5 separate regions of the Mus musculus genome follow, and regions 1, 3, 4 and 5 are each linked to region 2. A link is a loop called in an ENCODE intact Hi-C map of the cell type or tissue named here. Cell type or tissue: left cerebral cortex. All regions are shown on one strand. Region 1 has its middle 49 kb from the start of Gm25391. Region 2 holds the start of Zfp618 (zinc finger protein 618). Region 3 has its middle 5.6 kb from the start of Gm30699. Region 4 overlaps Zfp618 (zinc finger protein 618). Region 5 has its middle 10 kb from the start of Gm24117.

Region 1 (5,000 bases), 76 kb before region 2:
ACAGGCTTTCCATACACAAATGAGTAAGCTCACCCCTCGCCTGTTATTGAAATTAAATCCAAGTGGATCATAGATCTAAATGTGAGAGCTAAAACTCTAAAACCCTTAGAAGAAAATAGAGGTATAAATATAAGTGCTTTGTGTGAAATCATATATCTTTTTAAGCATAGCAGCAAAAAAAAAAAATCCAAAAATAGACCTCAAAGAATAAAAAAATTAATTTAAAATATGCTATCAGGAGAATTGGGAGGAAGTACCCGTGATTCATACATCTGATAAGAGCTCTGTGTGGTGTGTGGAAGACACAGAGAAATATTGCAGCTCAAGAAAGTTTAAAAGTCGTTATTTCCCCAAATACCCAAAGATTTGATATGTATCTTAAGAAAGGCACACAAATAATGGAAGGTACACTAGGCAAATGCATACCAAAACCGCCAGGCGGGGCTCCTTCACGTCTGCTATGATGGCCATAGTTGATGCAGACTCACAAGCTTGATGGAGACACAAAGATACTGAGCTCCAGAGGGGCAGGCCCCTCTCCTTTGGAAAATAATATGGTACTGAGTTCAACACTCAGTAGGTCCACTCCTCCAATGCCAAAGGAATCAACGACACATGTATACATGGAAACACTCAGAGGATGCTCATGGCTGCTTAACTCTGAATGTAGATGAATGGTTGCCAGTGGCTAGAAGTGGGGGTGAGGAATAACTGTTAAAGAGTCTGGAGTTCCTATGAGGTAATGAGAATGTTCCTGAACACGGTAGCAATGCTTGTGATTTTGACAGATATTAAAACTGCTGGGTGTGCACGTCAAGATGAATTGGTAGTAACTAATTCTTTCTCAATAAAGGTATAATTTCTAAAACTAGTATGGCAACACCCTTCAAACAGCATAGTTATGGGGAGTGAACTGATCACACCTGAAGCATCTTGCGCATGCCAGGCACAGAGGAAAGACTTAGTGCATCTCATTTTCCTTTCTGGAATGACCATACCCCACTTCCTCAGCTACCCTCCCCAGCCCTAGTTATGTGATTCCCATCCCCCGCAACCTCACTATGTAAGGTAGCTGGTCCCTCTTGCTACTTCTAGAGCAGCCAGGGTCATTACTAAGATGCCTCCGCCATTGTTGCTTACAATAACGCGTAGGATACTCATGTCCATAAGAATGCAACCACCTCTCCGTGCAGCCCCAGGACTGGGGAGATGGCAGTGTAGCTCTGTGAATCCAAGCCAGCCTCTCGGCCAGTTTGACTCTGGGGTTTCCTTCTGCTCCGTTTCCATGAGGACAGTTTATTAGTCCACGATGACAGGGATCCTAGGTATTGGGCGTTTGGCTGGGGTTGATGGGGAAGCTATTTTAAGTCCCTGGAGTTCAAGGGTATGTGCCTCAGCACTTTTGTTTGGATTGATTTGTAGTCCTGCTTGCTTGACCTTGCTATTTAAAATAGTTCGAAGAAGAACAGAAAGAAAAGAACCATTCCAACCAGAGATGCAGATGGGTCCTAGCCAAACCCACCTCCCGCTGACCTTGAATGCGGCCTTCCACAGTGACCATGAAGCCAGAGGGACAGCTCAGCAGAACAGCCCAGCAGAGGGGAAGAGTCTGGGGAGGACCGAGGGGTGGATTGCCAAGGTTGCTAAAGGATCCAGAGACAAAGAGCAGTAGAGTCCAGATTGCCGACGTCTCAATGTCTCAACACTGTTAGAAGTGTTTACCTGTTGGCTAAGTGTCTTGAGCCAGGTGCCTGAATGCCTTCTGAGATTACAAACCTCGATCCACACAGCATGCAGTGAGCTAAGATGTGACCAATGTCTTACAATGGAGAAACGGAGACTCCCTACTTTGTAGAGTTTCCCTTCATGCCCAAGTTCATATGGCCAATAAGATGACAGGGGTGGAGTCTGACCTTCGAGCCAGCCCTCCAGCCACCAGGAAGCCATCCTCATTCAGAAAACCAATAGGGCTCTGAGCAGGAACCATGTCAGCCAGGTGATTGCCCCAGACCAGTGACACCATTCCTCCGCTTGGGTTTCCTGGGAACCTGAAGCAAGCTAATCAGTATGCAATGTGCCACACCTACCTTGCAACCATTCATATACACTGTCATCTCCCTCTCTCTGCCCAGACTGAGAGTCCACGTCCAGCCTAGAGCTGCGCAGACTACTGGATTTTGTCACTTAAAGCTGAATCCCAATCTTGGACTGGGGGCCAGGACATCCATATGGATTTCCTGTGTGTTCTTAAATAATCCACTTAACCTCTCTGGCCCCCAGTTACCTCATACATAAGGTAAATTAAGGACCCTTGCTTTTCCTACAAGATTGCTCTGTAGATTCAGAAGAGTTGCCTGATGTGGGTGAATATAGAACCCTCCCAACAGATAGGATGTAATGAGAGGGAATGACCAGTAGGTGGCAGTGCTTCAAAGCGCCCGTGGGAGGTCCAAAGCATCCCTTCCCAATCAGGTGTAGGGGACATCAGCCTTCCACAAGCTCCACACACCTGTAAAGTTAAAAAGGAAAGTCAGAGAGACATGTTCCTTCCAAGGGCCCAGGATACCACAGTGGTAGCATCAGGATCAGACCAAGTTGGCTTGCCTGCTGAATGCCCTCACTGAACCTCTATCAGAATCCCGCGGTGTGCAAGTGCTCATGGGAGCCCTTTCCTCTGAGCATTACAGTTGCAACCTGTCTGTGCTTTCTAGCCTCACCTAACAACACATTTACCCCCTCTCTGCTCCTGGATGGGTGCTCACCCAACAGGCCCTGTAGATCAGACAGGGATAGCTATCAGAAGCATACTGCATCGACCAGGGACCCAAAAGGGCAGAGTCTAGCCCAGCTCCACCTCCAGCTTGCTGTGTTACCTTGGCTAAGGCGTTCAACAGTAGGTCATAAAATCAATTCCATATAACAATAAAATTAGCATCTATCTACTTCAGTATAAAATGGCTCCATGTTTATACACACAACCTGACAGAAAAGATGTTCTTGGCTTTTGTCCCTCGTGTGCACGTCGTGGGTGGTGTGTGTGTATGCTTGCAGGTGTAAGGGTGTACTGTACATGTGTCGTGCACATCTGTAGAGGTCAGAGAACAGCCTTGCCTCCCACTTTGTTTGAAGTAGAGTGTCTTCTTGATGCTCCAAACACTCTCTCTGCTAGCTGTCTTTCAGGATCCTGTCTCTATTCCCCATCTTGCCTTAGAAGTAGTGGGTTTACATATACGTGGGCGCCAGGGATCCCAATTCAGGTCCCCACATTTGCAAAGCAAGCACTTTACCCACTGAGCCATTTCCCAAGACATAAATAGCATTCCTTTTGTGAGTCAAAAATGCACAGTTGAGATCTGAGAATCCCTCCGTCACCCACAAGAGTAGTTCCAACTGTGCAGTCCTCAGTCGGCTCCCTCTCCTCACAGCCTCAAGCCAGGGACGTCCTTGCCAGAGTGCTTCTGCCGGTGACCTGGTGCTGGAGAGTGGAAAAGGTCTAGTAAATGCATCCCTGATCACTGCTTCCTTCCCCAAAACAGCCCCTCCCCCATTTTATCCTCCACTCGTTTGTATGAAGATGCTGTAACCCCCACCTACAGAGAATCACACTAAGGCTGGGAGAGGTACAGAGATTTGCCAAGATCTCACCCTGGCTGGGGGGCCCCTGCATCCGCGCAGAGCTTAGGGTAGGCATTGCCTTCTGCCTGTGGCCAAGACTGAGAACCGGCCTGAGCCGCTTCCACGTTGCCTACCAGCACCCTCCATCCCTCTTGTTCCAAGTCACTTTTATTTTCTCTCTCTTTCAAGTTTGATTGAATTTACAGTTAATGAATCCAACTTTGTCATTTAGGAGATGCTGGCGCAATAAGACCTGACAGGGAGAGAGTGATGGCGCAATAAGTCGTTCGGGAGCTGCAGCTGTCCCTGCTCACTGTCTTGAGCAATGGCTGCCCCATCGGGCTCGGAAGAAGCCACTGGACTCTCAGCAGGAGCAAGGCGGGGTGGGAGGGGCATTTCATTTAGGTACAGAGCTCAGAACAGAATTTCTGGATTAGCCCCTTGCAAAGAGGGCTGGGGATGGGAGGGGCAGACAAGTGGGACAAGTGGGTACGAGCTCTCCCGCTGAGCTGCTTGCTGTGCATCCTTGGATAATTCACTCTGACCTTTCTGGTCTTCAGTTTCTTCATCTGCTGAATGGAGCAATGGCCCAAGGTGGTGACTTTCTAAATTGCAGGAAGAGGCATAGATGCTTGTTAGACAGAATTTCAAGGTAATTAGTTGACAGTCAAATGAGTGCCTTGACACCTCTCTCTCTCTCTCTCTCTCTCTCTCTCTCTCTCTCTCTCTCTCTCTCTCTCTCTCTCTCTCTCTCTCTAAGGGAGCTCTGCCTCCGGTCCTGCCATTGGGCAGTGATGGCGGAAGGACCCCTAGGAGAATGAGAGAGAACAATCTTGAATAAACAAAACTTTCAAAACTTCAGAACTAATTAAAGAGAGAGCTGGCACTTCAGATAGAAAACACAGACCTGCTCAGCAAAACTGGGTCTTGGAGGGCAGACCCAAATGCTCAAATACCGTAGGGGTCCAGGGCTGTCACCCTTTGGATGTTTACCCTGCCCTGACACTGTTTTTAAAACCACGTGATGGGAAGTGCATGAAACATGGGTGGAGAGTGGTCAAGCCGATTGCTTCCGTCTCTTGAAGCATTTCTCCAACCCCACAACCCCACTCCACACAGGCAGCGCTGCACCTTCGTCTCTTTGGTTTTATTTCTTCATTTTTGAAGTATGAAGAAACAATAATTTGAATGTCAGCAAGATGACTTAGTGGATAAAGGGGCTTGCTGCCAAGACTGATAACCTGAACTCAATCCCTGGAATCTACGTGGTGGAAGGAAAAAAACCTCTCTTTCTCTCATTCCCTCTCGTATATACACACACCTGAGAGAAAAGTTTCATTTTACCTATATTTGAAATGCTGTGTGTATTTTTGAGTATGTGTTCA
Region 2 (5,000 bases):
ACTCTCAAAGAAGGGCTTTTCTCTTGATAACCATCCCACTGCGTTGATCTCCTTCCTTACCATTCCAGGGAATCCTATCAGCCTTAGCTTGGGCAGAGGAGCAGGCCTGGCCAGGAGGCAGATACTCTGAAAACAGTTTAAGGCTCTAGTATCTAGGAGGAGGTGAGGCAAGCAGGCAGAGCTTTGCCAGGCTTGCCCAACTGCCAGCTCTGCTTCCCACTTGATCCACACGGGCCTTGGAAGATGCTGCCAGATCTCTTCCAAGAACATACGCGATAAGCAGGGGAAAAAGAAATGGGTACTTTTAAATCTCAAATCAATCACTGACTTTAGAGGTTTCCAGATGTAACTGGAAGATGCTGCTTAACTTCTTATGTATTTACCAGGCTGGGGTTTGAAAAGTGGGGTTCTTCACTGTTTTTCTTCTACGGAGGGCCAAATTCCCACAGACTGATTCTTCCAGGAGAGTGGTGTCTTTAAAAACTAACTTGAAGGAAGAAGAAGGGTTCTAAGGGGACGGACAGTTCTAGAGCCCTTTCTGTTTAGAGGAGTTTGCTCTTTAAACTTTAAAAAGCTCCTACACATGTTTTCTTAAGGTGGAGTCAGAAAAAGCACCCGTTTAACTAGCCTTAATTTCCATAAAACAATCCTATCCTTATTTTTTTTTTCTCAAGGGAAGGGTAAGGAAACACATTGGTTCCTTTCTCATCTGATACATGGCAATTCTTCAACTTCTTATTCTAAAACTCAACTAGCTGTGGGAGAAGAATCCAGGGGTCTCTCTAGTTTTCATATAGGCCAGGTCTTTCTGATTTATTATTTTTAAGTCTATTTTGGGAGTAGGAGGACAGAAACAAACCCTTAAGTCTTCCTAAGTCATAAAGAGGAAGCTCTCATATAAGAAACATTTTGTATTTTTATAGTTTAGGACTTTTGAAAGAGCAGGCCTCTTTAACCTTTCAGTTCAAGTAAGAGGGATAAGTCAAAATTTTCCTTTTCTAACTGGGGGGGGGGGGGGGGGGAGGGGCTGACCCTTGTTCAACCTTCAACATCTCCTTCCATAGGGTCAGGTTTTGTGTTTTTTTTTTTTTTTTAATACTTTTACTTTTTTTGGCGGGGGAGGGTAAAAAAGTGACTTCACTGACATCAAACAGAAGAGAGGCTCCTCAAATAGTAAATTTATATTCAGACTTGATGGGGGTTAGAGAGGGTCCCCTTGGCCCTCAGTTCTCAAACTTATCTGCGAGGACGGGGAGGGGGGAGCTAGGTATAGCCTAGGCTACCGAATATTCCCAGGAAGCTTTCCAGTTTCGTTCCTCAAAACTTTTATTTAAAAAAAAAATCGATCTGATTTGGGGGGGGGGGAGAGCTTGTGGGGAGGGGAGAGGCGTTCCCATTAACCCCTTCTGTCCCACCAGAGGCCGCTCCCCAAAACTTTTCTGTGCCCCCACCTCCGCCCCACGCGAGCAAATGCCCCGCGCGCGAGGCTGGCGCGGGAAAGTTTGGGGGGCCGCCGGCGGCGCGGGGGACCGGCGGCTTTGTGTGAGGCGTGGGGCGTCGCGGAGGCCCGCGGCGGAGGCCGAGGAGAGGCCGGGGGCCCGCAGCGGCTCGGAGGCCGGCGGGGGCGGTGCGGGGCGCGGTGCAGCGCGGCGGGCGCGGGCCGGCGGGGCGATCTGCGGTCCCCGCGGCGGTCCCCCCCGGCGCCCCCGGCCCCCGCCCCCCGGCCCGCGCGGGGCGGGCGGAGGAGGGAGCGGCAGCAGCGGCGGCGGCGGCGGCGGCGGTGGCAGCGGCATTGTGCGCGCGGCGCAGCCCGGCCCGGGAGGAGCAGGACGCGCCGGGGCCGCCTCCTCCCGCACGGACCGATGAGCCAGCCGGACGGCGCGGCAGCTCCGCAGGTAACGCGGGGCCGGGGCGGGGGCCAGGGCGGGGGCCGCAGCAGCCCCGCGGGATGGCGAGCGCGGGCGCCGGCGGGGGGATCCGGAGTGGGGCCGGGCGGCCGGGGTGCGGGAGCGGCCCCCCGGGACGCTGCGGGGCGCGGGCGACGCGGGGGCGGCGGCCGAGGCTAATGGGGACCCCTCACCCGGCGTCCCCCGCCGCCCCCCGCGGCCCCCAGCTCGGACCGGAGCCCAGAAACAAAGCGGCGAGAGCACGGAGCAGCCATTGCAGTTTGGACAATTCAGATTTTGCGAAAATGCAACCTTCTTCCAGATCTCCCCCTCCCCCGAAATTTGCAATTTCCCCTTGACCCTCTCTGCTCTCATGGTCCTTGGTGACCCCCAGGAGAGCTTTCCTTCCAGGCCCCCAATCTTTGCAACAATCTTTTTTTTTTTTTTTTTTTTTTTTTTAAGGCCATATTTCCTTCTCTCAATTTTTTTTTCTAATTTTTCTTCAAACGGTAGTTTTTTCCCATTAAAACGACGCCACCTAGAGGATACTATTTTGTAAATAAAAAAAAAAAGAAATTAAAATTGAAAAGAAATATTTTTTATTTCTTATTTATTCCAAAGTTTCATCTACAAACTGGTGGATGTGGGAAAGATTCTTTTTTTCTATCTTTTTTGGAGTGAAAATTTTCACTTTGATCATTGAAAGGACATGGAGACAATTTTATTTCTGAAGCCAAATCCAGATAATATGTAAATGAAAATTAAGCTGGAATTTGAATGAATTCAATTCTTGAAGGGGAGAAAGCAAAAATACCTCCTAAAAGCAAAGGCAGTTTAGGTACCTAAGTTATTTTAATTTGAGTAAAAAAAAAATAGTAATTGGAATGAGAAAAGGGGGGAAATAGTTCAGTTTAGGGAAAGCTGGGAGAATTGGCTTTATGAAGCAATTAGAAATTGTGTTTCATTATAATTTGCGGCTTGTTTTGCTCCGTAGGCAAAAATGACTAATTTTGCCATTTGGCAGCGTTCAAAGTTTTTCCATTTCCAAGAAAGAAGGATTTAGGAGAGAAAATAGATCCTAAAATGTTGGCTTTGGACACACCCAAAAATTGTAGGTTTAAATTTTTACATTTACATTTTACTGCATTTAACTCCTGAGATTTTAAAGAAAAACAGAAATTGGAAAAGTTAGAGTGAAATCCTGCCGGTCTTTTTTCTGTTTTTTGTTATGTTGTGTGTGTGTATGTGTGTGTTGTGTGTGTTGTGTGTGTGTTTTGCTTTGATGGAATAATTATGACTGTTTCCTGATTTTGTTTGCTGCAAGGTCTAGGCATTTCTTGTTTTGTTGTTGTTTTATCTAGAAAATGTCAGGGACCTTTTCTTGAGCAATATTCAATGGAGAAAAATGTCAATTCATATATTGTGCAAACTGAGTAGCCCACAGAATTGTAGGAGAGGCCGCCATTAAAATAAGATATGCATAATTAACATTATTATGAAAAACTAACAGTGGATTCACAGAAGCCCATTTTTTTTTACGACACACAAGTGAATCAATTGATGGAGATAAGGATTAAAAAAAATCCTTGTTAAAGAGGAGAATTTGTCTTTCTCAATTTTGTTTTCTAGTCCAATTAGAGTATTATCATCAGTTCCTTTTTTAAAAATTCAGGTTGGCTTCAGGTTTCTTTGTGATGTGGGGTTGGATAATTCATTAATATTTTGCATTTTTCAAATTTTTTTTATTGCTGTCAAAAGAGAAGAAATCCATTAGCCTTGATCATTTGAAGATTGTGTGTGTGTGTGTTTTGAAGGGAGGGGATTTGTAACAACAACAGAAAATTCCACAAATTTTACTGACCCAGTAAGAAAAAAAGGTGGGAGAGAGAATGGCAGAGATGAAAATTCTGATTTGAATCCATCTTCCCTGGTAAGAACACTTTGCTGAAGAAATGAACTGAAACACCAACTCAGCTGTTTCTAGCAGGAAAATTTATTATTTTCTTTGAAAGAAAAACTAATCAGAATACACACAAAAGCCAAACCCAGAGATGCTTGCCTTGGGAATTTGAAAGCATTTTTTATAAACAATATTTTATGTGGAGGTTTTGTCCTTAAGATAAATCAAATGAAGGTGAAACAAAAAAAAAAAAAAGAGAAAAATTTTCAAGGGATAAATATTGACTGGATGGAAATTTGACACAAGAGAATAAGATCTGTTCTGAGATAAAGGGAAATTGGTGATGATTTAGGCTGATCGGATGTGCTGATTTTTTTTTTTTTTTGAGTAAAAAAAAAAAAAAAGTTCAAATTTTTCAAACCAAAAGGAGTGTGTTAGTTGGACTTGGGGGGACCTTGTAGACGTTGGGGTTGGAGCTATGATGGGTTACCTGGGGTGGGGATAGACCACTCTGGACCCGGGATCAACAGCTAGCGGGTGGTCCTGGACCTACCTCACCAATTTGTTTTATGGAAACTGGGTTTCTGAAGGGCTGCTAATTCTGTGGAATGAATTTAACATTGGCACAGGTTAGATAGTCCCCATCATCGCCGTAGCATTTGGGAAATTTAATTTAATTTAATTAAAAAAAAATTTTTTTTTGTTTTTGTAACAATCCTTCAGGGCTGACTGGCCACGTTCTGACATGTTTGGAATGAGCCTTTTTGTTGTTGTTTTGTTGTTTTCCTTTAAGTGCATAATTAAAATTTCTTCTCTTGAATTATTTAGGGCGATGTCTTGACAGTCGAGGAATTTATAATTTCAGAAGTTCTAGAGGCCTCGCGAGATAGTGGGCTCAAGTTGGCCAGGGCTGGAGAAGGATGGACATAGGGATGGATAGACGGATGGGGTAAGGGCGCCTCAGCAAAGGTCCAGGATGGAGATAACAGGTTATCTCCGGTGCAAAGGAATGAGAATCTCTTGGTATAGCCTACAGTCTGCCTTGCCACTCAGATGTCTGCAATCTACTCTGCTGAGAATTTTGTTTTGTTGGCTGTAGTTTTATGGTTTATGGCTAGAAATTGCGAGTAATTTGTTTTGTAGATCTTTTTTTTTTTCCTTCTTTTTTTCCTTTTTATGGAATTGGTTACTCTCATCATGATTGTTCTGAAAGA
Region 3 (5,000 bases), 190 kb before region 2:
CTTCCCTTCCCACTTGAGCTTGCTTCCTAAAACCGAAACCTTATAGCTGCTGTCTGGCTCACCACACGCCCACCCCGTCAGCTAGCCGCTTGTCTTCAAAAAATTTCTTTGTATTGTCTCAGTATCGAGTCTTTGATTTTCTGACATTTCCACAACACCCTAAGTGTTCTTAGCATTTTCTCTAAACTGGAAAAATAAAAAAAGCAAAATGCTCTCCTGGGGAGAAAGGGCAAATTGTATGTTCTTTTGTTTACATGTGTGTACAGAAAATCATTATTCTCCTTGGTGATTTTCCATGTGATATCAACAGTGAGATGGAGAAACTGGGACTCTGTAATGGCTCCTGAGGGACTTTTTCCTCTTTGGTGACCCCAGAAAGCTCTAGGCATCCAGCTATTTTTGAAAGAAAGGAGGAAATGCGGACGGCAGCCTCTACCAGCTGCAGGTCACTGAGTGGCCAGCTTATTTTGATGATGGCCTATTTTTACTTTTATTTACTCTGATGTTTTGATGCAATCGTTGGCATTTTGTGTTTGGCCTTTGACCTTTGAAAAGTGCCATTCACCTTGGGAATGCCCGGGGTCATCGGACTACATTTGAGGGATGTGAAGTCACCCATTTCCTTAAACTGTGGCCACTCTGCTCCTGCAGCCAGTGAAGGTCAAGGTCCACCTGGGGAGAGAAGGCTAACCCTATTTTTATATAAATTCTTTTTTTTTCTTAGAAAAAAAAACCCAAACCACCTGGAGTAGGAGCTTGTTTCCTCTGGCCCAAGGTTTCTACCAAGATTTCTGTCCTTTCAGGGAAGACCTTGAGCCAAGACTACTATGGGAGTCAGGTATAACACAGCTTCATGCGATCCTAAGAGTCTGTGATTCATTCATTCCTGCTAAGGGAGATTCCCGCACTGGACTGGGAGTCATGGTCGGGAGGAGGGGCAACTGTGTCCACTTCACCAAACAAAGATCCAGAGCCATGAAGCGCGGAACTTACTGAAGCCTTGGCTGCAGGTACAGGAAGAATCTCTCCTGCAGGTGACCGTGGCTCACCTTGGAGGTGACTGACTGTGGCCCACTCCCTTTCCATCTTTGGCCCCTTTCCCTTCTCCTTTAACACAAAATGTGTTGGATGCATTTCTAAATCTTTTTCAGCACGGGCTTCTCATAAAATGGGACCTTCTCAAAGGCTAAGCAGGCATCTGGACCTTACAGAGTCAGGGTCAAGTTCCATGCATATCTGAAGAGAAATTAACGTGGCTTGAATGAAATAAGCCACCACCCCGGGCCTCACACATATACTGCACCTCCACTCAGTGCTTGCCATTATTTGGTGAAGAAGGCTCTATTATCACTCCAAATGGTGAGGGCATCAAGGCTTATGGGGGATGGCTTAAAGTCATATCTGAGGAGTGACACAGCCGTGATCAGCCTGCAGGGTCCATCCCCATCAAAGTGTGCTTGGAATTAACTGTGTAACCATATCTAGTGTAGGTCAGGAGCTAGAGCAGGGACACTAGGAGCCCAAACGCATGCACTCAGCATTGCAGCAAGGTGGGTTGAGCTCTCTAAAGCACACTGCATGCCCTGGGGCTAACCTTGCCTGGATTTTTGATGGAAAGAGAAGTCAGATATGGAGAGGTGGGATAGGAGTAGTACCTGTGGTTTCAGGATCAATAGCTGGAGCTGACCCAGTTGGTACTCAGTCCGTATCACGGCTGGTCCTGGATCCGCAGCTCAGAGCTGAGCTCCAATTGACCAAGTGTTTGCAGAAATACTGAGTTTCCTTCTAAACCAGCACCCTGTGGACAAGAAGACTGTAACCTTATTCTCTTCTTTCGTTGGCTGTGGGGTAAGGGTCACTGTTGGCTTGTAAATATTTTTTCTTTTAAAATATTTATTTTATACTCAGGGATGTGTAAATGTGTGTGGGTAGATACCTGAGGAGGCCAGAGGTAATGTATCCAATGGAACTGAGGTTCCAGGCGTGTGAGCCCCTGAGGTGGGTCCTGGAAGTTGAACTCAGGACTTTTGGAAGAATAATGCATACTCTTATACTGCATTGTTTGTGCTTTTTTTTTTTGTCATTTTCAAATTTTTGTATGTTGATTTTTTAAAAAGTGAAATAATGGGTCCACATTTAATGGTAGGACCCGATACAAGACTACATCCTCATCTCCGTATTTTGGAAAATAGGAGAGTAGTCGTTTGGCAGAAGAGATCCTTTAAAAAACCCGCTAAGAGAGGCAAGAAGCCCCATTACTACCGCCGATGCCCACAAGAGGGCGTCTCAGGTCATCGAGAAGCAAACGCAAGCCCAGGATCGCTGCAGCTCAGCAGCGAATGACCAATGAGTAGGCTCTGATATACCAGTTGTGACCCCGCCTCCCCTGCGCTTTAAGGACCCCCTTTCTCTTCTACATCGCTGGAGCCATTTCTGCTTTCTCCAACCCTGAGGGCATACCGATCACTTTGTGTGTGTGTGTGTGTGTTGGGGGGTGGGGAGGACTGATGGACACAGAAATGGAAACAGCATACGACAGCTGTACTGCACACCCCCCCCCCCCCCACGAAGGCGTGACATTTCTGCCCTTCCAATGAAAGCTCTTCTTGGAAACTGAGGTCTGGAGCAGCCGTATTAAAGACATCTGTCACTAACCTTGTCAAAATCAACCTGGAGCTTCTCCGGCAGAGTCCAGTAGGTGGAGGCGCAGGGCGGGGCTCATCTTTTTTCTAGGACACTGCAAAGGGAGTGAAAGGTGTCACCTTGGTGGATACCCATCCAGGACACCACACATGCCATCTGTTTTGTGGCTTGTACAGGCACAGCAGAGAAGTGCCGCTAGCCCATTTTAAGATGGAAAGAGCGAGGCGAGGGGAAGTATTGCAGAGCCTATACGCTCAATATCTTTCAGCTCTTATGGGACACAAAGAATCGAGGTGGCAACCCTAGAAGGGTCCAGGCTTTCCCAGGTCCCTACTCTTCTGTAAAGAGGAGATGGGATTCAGCGTGGGAGGGGACCCTTCCTGAGAAGCAGGGTGGGTGAGGTGAATGCTCCCCTTCTGAATTCTCTAGGCTACAGGGAGACCCAGCTTTGCCTCCTGTGAGCCCGCGCAGGAAATCGGTTTTCCCTCCCATTAATGCCTGCTTTACTTACACTTCTTACCACAATTACTCTGCGGTAATTAACAAGGGAAATAACACATCTGGGGCTAACTGCGGCTCCAAACAGATGTACAAGATGCAAAGGCGTTCGGAGGGCCCCATGCTGTGTCACATCTGTCCTGAGTACCTACTGTGAGGGAGCTTTGAGTTCAGGAACAAGGCCCCTGCTGGCCACCAGGGTGGTTTTCTAGGGAGGTCTTGAGGGGTGCAGGGGTGGATCAACACTGTCGGTAAATGGTAAGTTCCTGAGGACAGCAGACAGGAGTGATTGTGGCAGGGACAGTCCTTCCTCTCCCTTCCCAGAGGTGACATGGAGCTGAGGGCAGTGGAGAAACCAGGGGGAAGTATGGCAGGCAGCCTGGGGACAGGCAAGTGTCATAGCTTGAGGCAGAATGAGGGTCTTGCCCTTTGGGAAAATGGACAGACTGGTGTGCAGCTGAGGGATACATATGAGGGTGAGGTGGCTCCTGAGCCCACAGAAAAGCAGTTAAAAGCACAGAGGGAAGCCCTTGAGGGGACCGGCTCTGTCTGCTGCTCTTATTCTTACAGGGCCACGGGTCCAGGGACTTTGCACAAGCTGGAAGTGACAGGCCAACGTGAGCCAGCCACCATTCCCATCTATTCTTTCCCACCTTTGACAGTGTCCCCTCCCCACCTTGCTAAGATGTCCCAAGCCTCCCAGGGACAATGAGTCCTGTCCTTCCCCTTCTCCCTGAGACCCCATTCCTCCTTCAGAGCAGGTGGCTTTGTGGAAGGACTCTGGAACTTTCATTGCAGACTTTCTGACTCCCCTTCTCCCGCCTTCCTATTTGGGATACTTCTAGCTTACCAGAGGCCAAGGGGGGCTAGGGAGGAAACTAGTTATGGACCCAAGTGGGTCCCTAGGAGAATGACTCCCCTCAGGAGCCACCCACACAAGGCAGGGCCTTGTCATTTTATTTTTATCATAGTTCTGTGTTCCCCCTACAACCACACCTTGCTTTTCATGGTCCCCAGGGACTTTCTATAAGGATCTCTTGATCATTCCTGCTCCCCTCCCAATTATGAATGCACCCGTCCCTGCCCTGTCCTTGTTGGGCATCCCTGGAAATATCTGCAGGTGTGTGCATGTGTGTATATGTGGCGATTGCTAAGTGGCTTTTAGAGTGCAGAGATAGGAACTGCCCTTTGTGGAGGCCTCTGGAGGGCAGTGGAGAGGGGACCCTGAGGAAGGAGGGGTAGTTCCACCCTGAAATTCTTCCCTCCCATACCTGGCTTGATTTTGATCATTCCTCTTTAGTGTATTCCTTTTTTTAAGGAAAACGGAGGCTGTACCCAGAGGATGAATGGATGGTTAGTTACTAAATCCATTTCACTAGCAAGGAGTATGTGTTTATGTGTGAGAGGGGATTCGCTTGGGAGGTGAGAGGGGCGGGGCTGGCTTCGAAATCCACTCACCTGGGTTCTAATGCTAGTGCTGATTGCCCTGAACGACTCCGTCAAGAGTTTTGTACCCCATTTTTCTCCTATGTGGAGTAGTGCTTCCTGCGGTCAGTCTGCGAGTTCAATGTGGCCATACATGTGAAGTCATTAGCAGGGTGACTGGTATAAGAAGTGCCCATTAAATGTTGGCTGATGTCACTGTCACCCATACTGCAGGTGGGAACACTGAGGTCCTGGGTGCTTTCCTCTGCAAGGAAGTCCAGCTCTGAGGACTTCCCTGTGAGATCTCCCTTGTAGGATCTTAGCTTCTATGCCCCCTGCCCCGAGTACCATCTCAGGCTGGTCCTCTGAGTATAAGGTATAGCCCTTGGGCCAAGAGAGGTGCCCAGCAGGGGACTAGCTCTGAGCTCCCAGGT
Region 4 (5,000 bases), 150 kb after region 2:
GGCCTATGCAAAAGGGGGCTATGGCTCCAGAAGGTGACTGGGTAGCAAGGTCCCCAGTAGTTGTTTCTTCCAAAACAGAAGACATACTATGTGCTAGGTACCAGTTTCCAGGAGTCCTGGGACTCAGACTTGTATGAGAAAAGCCTTGGTCTACCTACCCAGATGACTGAGGCTCTGGGTCTTTCAGTTGCTTTCAGGAGGCCAAAGCTGCCCACTAAATGTACAAAATGTTTGCATTGCGAGGTCAGATGAGTGAGCCACTGAGGTCATTTATTGGTAGCCTGTGCTTGCCTTTCCTCTGGTTTAAGAAGCTAATTTGGGCCAGGCTGTGGTTTTGTGTTTACTGTGCTTATATTTCCCAAAAGGAGGGGAGTCGACCAACCTTGAAGTGTGGATTTTTCAAATGCTGTGTTGTGACAGTTGTGTTTTTGCTTGCAGGTAGGAGGCTAAGTCAGGGGGATCAAAATTTCAAGCCCTGCTTGGGCTATGGAGTGGGTTCAAGGCCAGACTAATCAACTTAGTTAGACCCTGTCTTAAAGTAAGAAAAGAGGGTTGGGGGGTAGCTCAGTGATAAGAGTAATTATGGAGACCTTGCTTGGCGTTCCATCCTCAGCACCTTAAAAGAATTAGATTGTCCACCATGGTCTCCTTGGTGGTAGACATTGGCTCACCAGATTGTAGGGTCAGGGCTTTCTTGACTTTACCCTTTTTCTTGAGCTTTGTGGCTGAGCTTTTGAAGGTCCGTAGCATCTGCAGAGAATTGTCTGTGGAGACTGCAGTCATTGAATGTCACTGTCTCCAGGCAAGTGTCAAGCAAACCATGGGCACATCAGTGGCTGCCTCTGTGAGACTTGGAATCCCTGGGGTGGATCTTACCTGGGCAAACTGTATGGTCAAATCCAAGGGCACCAGGTTAGGGGCTGTGAAATGGTGCGTGTGAGAGGTCGAGACTGTCACTGTCATTATCCTGGAGAATATGGCTGTTTGTGTGCAGGTGGACATACACACATGGATTTATATTTCTCCTGAAATACCTACCTGCCTGTTCCCCTATGAATACAGATGAAGGCAGAGAAGGGGACCTTCCTTCTTACAGAGGAGGCACCTGCCCCAGATAAAGCCTTACGTGCTATCCTAGTGGGTCCAGGAGCCTGACAACTTCAGTGTGTCTCTCTGCCTGTTAAATGGGTCGTACTGCATTCGTGGTGTTGGGAGGATTAGCTGGTATACAGTAGGTGCTCAAGAATGAGAGCCCCTCACCCTCTGTAGATAGAGAATGAATGGGCCTCTGCCAGCTTACATGCTGTCTGGAGGTACTCAACCAAGCTGTAAGGGACACAGAGGAAGCATGGTCCTTACAGTGCCACAAAGCCTCTACAGGCTGTGGGAGAGTTTGAGGCAAATGGAAGACCTGAGCAGGCCTATAGGAACTGCCTCAGGCTGGCTGCCTCATCCGTCATCCATATCACTCAGCACTTCGTTGGGTAGGACAGACCTGCTGAGTGGTGTTTCTCCAGCTGATTTTCAAACAGCACCACTTGGAAGGATATGTAATCCTTAAAAATCCCTATATTTTGGGTGCAGGTTAAGTTAAAGCCCAGCGACTCTCCTTCTGGTCAGTGTCTCGGAGCCATTGGTAGCCTCATCCAAGCTGTATAAGGGGCAGAGATGGCTGAGTATCTCAAATTGACTTTCCTGAGACCTTCATGTACTGGATCAGCTGTGTTCTGTAGTACCCAGAGCATCATAGAAAGAAGAGCTGGGTTGTTGTCTGCTCGTGTGGGTGGGGATATAAGTATAGAGTTTTGCTTGGCCGAGTCCATCCCTGCATTGTGGGGTTTCCAGAGAGATGCTGCAGATGTAAGCTTTGGGGAAGGTACTAGACGTGGCTGACAAGGAGTTCCTACTTCCCCATGCAAGTTCTGACCCTCCTCACACAGTCTTTGGCCTTCCCAGAGCAAGTATGAAACTACCCCTCCCTACTTGTCACATGTTCTGTCCCAGAACATCCTTTATGCCTTGAGATTCTTGTTGGGTCAAAGTTGCCTCCAGGAAATGGACTGACATCCTCAATCCTCATTTGGGAGCTGTCGCAGCAGAATCTTCCAGAGAAAACAGGGAAGCTCATCCCAGCGACTCAATCCTGGAGTAGAAAATGGGGCCCTGACCTGTCTGCCGGCTGCATTTCACCAGTGTGTCCTTGGGCAGGTCACCCTTTCCCTCTCCATCCCTCTACCTCCCAGACACACATTCTCTGAGCTCCATGGGCCTCCTGCCCACTCAGCCCTGACAGACAAGCTGACCATTCCCCGTGCCATATCACGCCCCCTCTCTGCCTCCTTCCAGCAGAAAACACCTTCAGTCGTCGAGTAGAAAGCAAAGCACAGAACCACTTTGAAGAGACCAATAGCAGCTCACAAAATTCCAGCGGTGAGTCTGTCTGTGGTGTGACATGTGGCATCACGTGTCACCTCCCACAGAAGAGCAGGTACCTATGACTGGGGTCTTCTGATGCATGGTGGGGCTTGTTGGGAGAGGGGCTGGGTAGGGAAAGAGAGAGAGAGCAGAGCTTATGAGAAGCAGAAGGGACCATTATATCTAGGAGCCCGTCTGTGGCTTCTGCCCTTGCCCACAGACAGGGAACTTCCTTAATCCCAAACTCAGGCATCAACCTCGCCAGCCCAGATGGGTAACCCTAAGAGAGCCATTTGCTGAGTAGTGCCATATGTAGCAGGCTTCTTTCCAGAGAGGCAAATGGGGTGATACTGGAGCCAGAGGTCCCAGGTTCTGTACCCAATACCACAGAAGAGAGTCTCTTCTAGACCCTGCAGTGCTATGGCTTGGCCTGAGAGCTCCTGGTGGTGTTTGCTGCCACCTGGTGGCTGCCTTGTACTGGCACAGCTTGGGACTCCAGGATTTATAAAGCCTTGGCAGGAATGTGGATGGTCACCAGCAATCCCTATCTTAGAAAGGGACAGGAAGAATGTATGCACAGTTATGGCCAGGACAGGAGGGGACAGGTCTTCTGCCACTATGAAGCTGATGTCATTGAATATTAGGCCTGAGTGAATGCCCCACTGTGCTGACACTGCCTGGTACATACCTGTAGTGGGTGCTTCTTGGCCACATGGGCTTCAGCAAATGGTTCGTTCGGATCACAGATACCAGATGGAGGCTTCTGCCTAGTAGTAGACCCAAGCTCCTTCAAACCCAAGTTTGATCCCTGCTCCTCTGGCTCCAGTGAGTGGTCTAGATGAGTCCCAACTCCTCCTCGGCTGCAAGTAGCTTGAGGAGCACGGACAGCCCCAGAGAACACAGGCAGGAGGAGGGGAGGGAGTGTTGCTTTGGGCGTTGCTTGGCTTGTTTTACCTTGGTGTAAACCAAGCACTTGGTGCAAGTACCACTTGGGTCATCACTGTGACCCTCAGAGCTTCTGTAATTGGTTGGTCTAGGAGGAAAGCATGACCTGCCCGGGGCCACAGAGGATTAAGTGGCAGCCTGGAGCTAGAACGTGTCTCCTGTCATACCCTGGGCTCTCCACCCAAGCCATGCTGCACCCCTTACAGCTCTACTGCCACCAGGGCTAACGTTTATGCAGGGACAGCACTGTCATGGGCTGCTGCTTGCGCTGGCAGCCACCATTCATTGAGCACTTACGACGTGGCTGGCATGTGTTCCGAGCTCTGTGTGTTGCGTCTGTTTTCACCCTTGCCACAGTCCTGTGGGGATAGTGTTCCTGTTACTCCCACTTTCTGGATGAGGAAACTGAGGCTCAGGATAAGTCCACTGTAGCCCCAGGTCCCCCAGACTACAGGTGGAGCCAGGACCCTCCTACTTTGCCTGCACTCCACTTTGCTGCCTGCTATATTGAAGGCTTACCAGCCCCACTCTCTGGCAATGCCAGACAGTAGGAGGGCTTGCCAGAAGACAACCAAGTGGCTAAGTGCGTGGCCATATGAGCATCATACCTGGGTCACAGAGCCTCACTGTCAGAGCACCCTGAGGCTTGGTCGATATCAAGTGACACTGCCTTCTCTGATGGCTGTGCCTTTCTACCAGCACCTCTCACCTACCTTCCCACACAGACTGTGTGTCCACCAAGGAGCTCTCTCCAAAGAGGGCCCCCTGGCTCGCTCACCAGCTGTGGTGCCTTCACAGCCCGGACTGGGGAACATTTAGCTAAACTGTTTCTCTTTTGCAGAAACTGCAAGTCCCCTGATTTCCAACCCTTTCCCTCTCCTGCAGAGTAAGTGATGGTCCTGATGGGAGGGTTGAAGAGGGCACAGCAGGGCAGAGAGTGACTCTCTGGCCTCCCTGAGGTATAGACAGGCCTTGGACCACCCTGAGGGTTAGTCCCAGTAATAGCCTTGGGAGGATGCTAGGGGCTCCGGAGGGTGGAGAGGTCAGGTAGGTAGAACCCTGAGCACACAGGAGGGGGGACAGGTTACCCACTTCTGATTATCCAGACAGCCTCAGGACTTCTCTTCCAAGCCACCTTTTTCCCTCTCTTTCCCTCCCCTTCTACCTAACAGTGTGGTCTTTCTTTCCTCCCACTGCCCCCTTCTTTGCCAGGCACTAGTGTGCTTCCTGAATACTCTGAGCTTTTGGTGTCCCTGCTGCCTGCTCCACTTAGCCCATCCTCCAGCTTATCCAGTTGTACCCACTGCCTCGCTTCCCCCCTCTTTCTCTCATTGCTTCCCCCTCCCATTGTGAGTGTCCTTATTCATCTGTGCATGCGTGCATCTTGTTTCCTCCATGAACAGTGATGCTCGTGTGGTCCCACGGGCAGAGGGTTAAGCTGTGAATCCCAAGGGGCAGAGTCTGTTTCCTGGGAGCTCCTGGTGCCTGGATGTTGTCCTTCCCATGTGCTCAGAACAGTGCCTGCCACGGAGTAAGCGCCCAGGAAGCAGCAGGCCCGTTGAGTTAGCAGCCTATATCTGTGTGGCTTCCCCTCTTTCTGCTCCTGCCTCTCCTTGGCCTTTCTGTCTCCAAGCTAGTGG
Region 5 (5,000 bases), 140 kb before region 2:
TTATTTCAAACAGCTGGGACTACACTCAGGTATCTGGAGACCCAAGTGCATTGAGTGTCCAGAGCAAAGGATTCTTGAAGGCAAAAACATCCTGGTATCTTGCTATGCAGCTACGGGGCAGTAGAGGGGACTTCATGCAAACAAGCAGTTTAACAGAAGCTAAGACAAGTGGTTAGCTACAGAGGGAGGTTGTACAAGCAGGTAACTTAACAGAGGCTAAGTTTGCTGGTGCATCTTGATCTGGGGTTCCTAGAGTAGAGTTGGCTAAGATAATTTCCCATGGGATTCTCCACCACGGAGATTAAATTCTAGTCAAACCAAAAATGGCCTCAGCAAGAATACAAGATAGAGGAAACTCTGTACTTTCTGGTTCTGTCACATCAGGTCAGACTCACCTGGTACCACCCACAAACAAGGTGGGACAGAAGCCTCTTTCCTAATGATGAGAGAGAGGGAGGAATGTGGAGAAGATGGATGTGGACACAGCTGAGAGCACAGAGAGAGCAGTCTAGACAAATGAAGGTCAAGACTTAAATACTTAACAGATAAGATGACATCAAAGATGGATACATGGCAAGGCATGCTTAGGAGGCATGGAACAGGAATCAGGGCACCAGGGACTAGGAACAACCTCACATCTCTTTCCTCATCTCAACTTTTCTTTTGAGACACTATCTAGCCCTGGCTTGGAACTCACCATTTGGATCAGGCTCACTTGGAACTCACAGAGACCCACCTGCCTCCGTCTCCTGAATGCTATAATAATATTTTGTTGGTACCTATTATGTGTTTGATTTTTGGAAACAGAGTGTCATAAAGCCCAGGCTGGACTGGAACTCACCATGTAGCCAAGGATGGTCTTGAACTCTCCTGCCTCCATTTCCCCAAGGCTGGGTTTATAGATGTGTACCACCAGTACCACATCCAGTTTTGACGCTTATTATAAAACTGCCAGTTAATAAGTATACAGGACGCCCTCCCTATCTGGGAGTTATGCATCTGAGGATTCAACCAATCAAGGATTGAAATTCTTCTAAAAAGAAAATTACCCCTGTGCTGAGTGTGAATAGACTTCCTGTCATTAATCCCTGAGCAATACAGTAGGAAAACGATTTGCATAGCATTTACATTGTATTAGGGATAATAAATAACCTAGAGATGATTTAAAGTTTACTGGAGGATGTGTGTAGGATATATGCAAATGACACATCGTTTTGTATAAGGGACTTGAGCATCTACAGATTTTGGTACCCCTGAAGGGACAACAAATTTCTTCCAAATAGGTTCTCGTTAAGAGTTCTAGGGATTTGACAAAAGCCTGTCTTTTACCCATCAAAAATGAGGACCAGATGAGAGATAAGAGCCAGGATATTAGTGAGCAGAGACAGTCATTTGCTTTTTATTCATAAAACAGTCAGACAGGTCTATATTTGTGGACAAACACCTAACCAACAACCATTTCCACTCTTCCTGAGTGAAGAGCCTGGACAGCCCACCAGGAGGAGTCTCTGCTTCTGAGCCACACATCTGCCTGGGCTCCTGCCAAGAACCTGAGCGGAGCAGAGGAGGCAGGGCAGGGCATCCCATGCCCCAGGACTTTAAAGTAATCATCAGTTAAAAAGTTCCTCTTACTGGGGACCAAGGTTAGTAACGCTAAGGTCAGGTAACTCTCCTCCTTCCAGGTTTAGGTGGAAGAGGAAGTGATAGGGCCAGGGTACAGGAGCCTTGGTTACTCTTTCAAGTTCCAGCTTTGTGGGAACAAAACACAAGACCTAAATTCTTGTCCAACAAGCCCTGATGAAGGGGAGTGTTTTGGCTACGTGGCAGCAGAGGGCGCCAACTCTGGAGAACTCCCTAGAGTGGTCCCCCCCCCCCCCCCCCCCCGATAAAGGGTGGCAGGGAATTCCAAGGCTAGATCTATCTAGCTCTCAGCACTTGCCTCTACTCACCAGCTCTAGAAGGAAGCATTGCAGGTGAACTGTACCTGTTCCCAGCTGTGGTTAGCAAGAGTCTACTCAGAAGATGGCAGTGCCGAGCCCTCAGGCGCTGGGATTCACCTTATTTCTCTGTCACTGTCTCCTGTTCAGTTTCCTGCCCTCCCTCCCTCCCTCCCCATCCCTGGGACTGCCTCCCCCCCCCCCCCATAGCTTTCATCTTCATCTTCATCCCCAATTCTATCACTTTTTTGTTTGTTTGAGACAGGGTCTCACTAGGTAAGCAAAATGACTTTCAACTTGTGATCCTCCTGCCTCAGCTTCCCAACTGCTTGGGCTCTAGGCATGCACCATCATACTCATCTTCTTACTAGGACAGTGTGTCCAAGAGCAGGAACTACAGATGCTGTTGGAGACTTCCACAATGCTGCAGGACAGGATTCCATTCTTGGGTTTACAGTGCGAGACCCTCTGTGGTCTTTCTTTCTTTCTTTCTTCCTTCCTTCCTTCCTTCCTTCCTTCCTTCCTTCCTTCCTTCCTTTCTTTCTTTCTTTTTTTCTTTCTTTCTTTCTCTCTTTCTTTTTCCCCTTCTTTCTTTCCTTCTGCTTTTCTTTCCCTTCTTTCTTTTTCCTTTATTTCTTACTTATTCTATTATTATTATTATTATTATTATTATTATTATTATTATTATTTCTGTAATTCTCCCATGTCCCACATGTGAGAAGAGAAGAATTAGGTGGTGAAGAGTCGCAGCTAGGGGTATTAAGAACCATAGATGGTCCCGGATGCTGGTTTAATTAGTGACCTTTCAAATGATTGTCCTTTAATCATGCATTTCAAGAGAGTAGAGAGTGACTGGGTCAATAGAAATTGTGCAGAAAAGGAATCCAAGTGTGTACTTTTCAGTCTCCACTGGGGGGCGCTGTGGACTTTGATGGAAGTACAACAACTCAGCTTCCCACATGAACTTGTGCCCTAGGCGGTTGCCTCCGGTCTCCTCCCCACCTGGCTCTCCACAAAGTCTCACGATTTTATTTGCACCAAGACCCTGGTCAGTCTAATTTCTACTGGGCTAAATCCACACTTTTAGAGCATTATTGTCGTCCTTCATTATTTATTTATTTTGATTTCTGGCACCAAGTCTACTTAGCCTTGCCTTGTGTGTGTGCCTCCTACACTCTTCATACTCTCTGTGATGACATTTCCACCACTGCATAATTTGCTGTTGATAAAAGATAAGCCAGGTATCTCTTCCATTGGCTGGGCTGGTTTCCTGAATCCTCGTTTTATGTTTGGATCCATTACTGCACCATCTCCCACACCATCAGCACGTGCCTTTAGCACAAAGGACCTTGGAAGCATCTTCTGACTATACCGATAGGTACATGTATAGGTGTGCACATGGCACACACATGGCACACACATGTGAGACTCGGGTGGAGGTCAGAGGACAATCTTAGAGAGTCCACCCTTAAGTACAGTCTGACCTCTTTTGTTTCAGACAGGGTCTCTCACGGGCAGGGAGCCTCTTCATGAAGTTCAGGCTAGCTGACCCGTGAGCTGGCAGAGATTCCCGTCTCCCCTCCCATCTCAGAGCACTGGAATTATGGGTGTGTAATGTCACCTGGCTTTTTGTACAGGTTTCTAGGATCTGAACTCAGACCCATACATTTTCCAGGCAAATGTTTTACCCACTGAACCATCTCTTCATCAACTTACCCCTATTTTAAAGGTGTAGAACCCAAGATCCCAGGAGAGGTCCCATTAGGATGCTGGCACTGCGGAGACCCTAGCTAGCTTCAGTGTTTGCACTACACATGGGGTTTTATTGCCCATGCCCCATCCCTGAGTGTGACTGCCTTCCAGCACCCCGCTGGTCTTTTGTTCTCTGTTCCCTCCTGTGGCAAGCTTCCAGCAGGGCTGATTCATGGATCTGGGACCGCATGGCTCCCATTAACTTCGAGAAAAGGCATAAGGCAAAACCCACATCAATCAAGACTCTAAATTACTCATCCATCTTTGCAGGTGACGCGTGGATTAAGATGAACTTGGAGAGAAGAATAACTATAGGAAAGCTATTTAGATTTATGAAAATTGCTTAAGAGTTTATATCAAGTCCCCAAATGGAGGCTGACTCTGTTCTCAGCCCAGATGACATTGAACAGCAGTGGTAAGAAGCAGGCTGTTACCATTCAACAGCCTTGAGTTTGAAGTCAAAGGGTCTGTGGACACCCCCACCCCCTTCATTTGCCTGCATAGCTTGTGTGGGCGGGCAGTCCTTTTACCTCTGGGATTAGTTTTTTTCATTTTAAAATTAAACACGTATTTTCAATTATGTATGGGGGGGGTCACATGTGTGAGTACAGTTGTCCACGGAATTCAGAAGAGGGCATCAGATCCTCTGCAGCTAGACTTATAGGTGACTGTAAACCCCCAACATGGTTTTGGAGAAATGAACTCAAGTCCTCTGAAAGAGCAATGCATGCTCTTAACTATGGATTCATCTCTTCACCTTCCTTCTGTTTCCTAATTTCATTTTCCATTCTCCCAATTAACTGAAGAGGCAAGTTTTTTCCCCATTTTACAGATATGGGAACTGAGGCACAGAAAGGATAAGGTACTTGCCCAGGGTGGTATTGCTACTAAAGGATGAGACAGAGCAACTATGCCTTTGTGTCATTTTACCTTCTAAATGCTACTTGAGTCTGACACATCAGGCACAGAGTAGGTCCTCTGCGAGGCTTTCTGAAGCCAAGTCTCTTTCAGAGACAGAGCCCAGTTTCAGCCCTGTGGGACCTAGTAGGCGCTCAATTAGTCAGAGTTGCATGGCACAGTTCTGTGGAAACGGCTCTGCTTTTATTTAATGACTTGCTTAGATGCATTTTAATATGCAGACCACAATGCCGGCGCACTGTCTTCTGGACGGCGAGGCGTAGGCATTCATTATTTTATGAGCTGCATATGTCATGCAGAGCACAAGCCCCTTTCTTAAACCAACACAACATGCAAATAGAAATTTCATGTAAAATCACATTCAGACAGATTCAAAGTAGAAACAGATGTCTG

What was found. A loop is a pair of places that touch in the nucleus more often than their neighbours do. Peaks named below come from ENCODE experiments on the same cell type or tissue, not always from the same donor. Only the 100,000 strongest peaks of a DNase experiment are listed, where the experiment ranks them.
Region 1: it touches region 2 in a loop (2.4-fold over the local background); 6 of 42 quality-filtered maps call a loop at or near these places.
Region 3: a loop joins it to region 2, with 6 times the contacts of the local background. A loop is called at or near these places in 11 of 42 quality-filtered maps.
Region 4: it touches region 2 in a loop (9-fold over the local background); 8 of 42 quality-filtered maps call a loop at or near these places.
Region 5: it touches region 2 in a loop (6-fold over the local background); 7 of 42 quality-filtered maps call a loop at or near these places.

Annotation. Positions count from the first base shown.
Region 1 is chr4:62,887,409-62,892,408 of GRCm38, forward strand. No RefSeq gene overlaps it. Among named protein-coding and RNA genes, the nearest start is that of Gm25391, 49 kb to the right of the region's middle. In left cerebral cortex, a CTCF peak has its summit at 2,412 (motif pointing right); DNase peaks (open chromatin) are centred at 2,482 and 3,317.
Region 2 is chr4:62,963,812-62,968,811 of GRCm38, forward strand. It overlaps Zfp618 (zinc finger protein 618), which reads left to right and starts at 1,756. Exons shown (of 15, transcript NM_028327.1): 1 at 1,756-1,895. The coding sequence starts at 1,863. In left cerebral cortex, a CTCF peak has its summit at 2,440 (motif pointing left); a DNase peak (open chromatin) is centred at 213; H3K4me3 peaks cover 1,251 bases.
Region 3 is chr4:62,778,282-62,783,281 of GRCm38, forward strand. No RefSeq gene overlaps it. Among named protein-coding and RNA genes, the nearest start is that of Gm30699, 5.6 kb to the left of the region's middle. In left cerebral cortex, a CTCF peak has its summit at 2,277 (motif pointing right); DNase peaks (open chromatin) are centred at 2,296 and 2,714; H3K4me3 peaks cover 814 bases.
Region 4 is chr4:63,116,200-63,121,199 of GRCm38, forward strand. Zfp618 (zinc finger protein 618) reads left to right here. Exons shown (of 15, transcript NM_028327.1): 12 at 2,347-2,430. Among named protein-coding and RNA genes, the nearest start is that of Ambp, 35 kb to the right of the region's middle. In left cerebral cortex, a CTCF peak has its summit at 2,884 (motif pointing left); DNase peaks (open chromatin) are centred at 1,780, 2,350 and 2,871.
Region 5 is chr4:62,819,926-62,824,925 of GRCm38, forward strand. No RefSeq gene overlaps it. Among named protein-coding and RNA genes, the nearest start is that of Gm24117, 10 kb to the left of the region's middle. In left cerebral cortex, CTCF peaks have their summits at 1,782 (motif pointing right) and 2,844 (motif pointing right); DNase peaks (open chromatin) are centred at 2,851 and 3,838.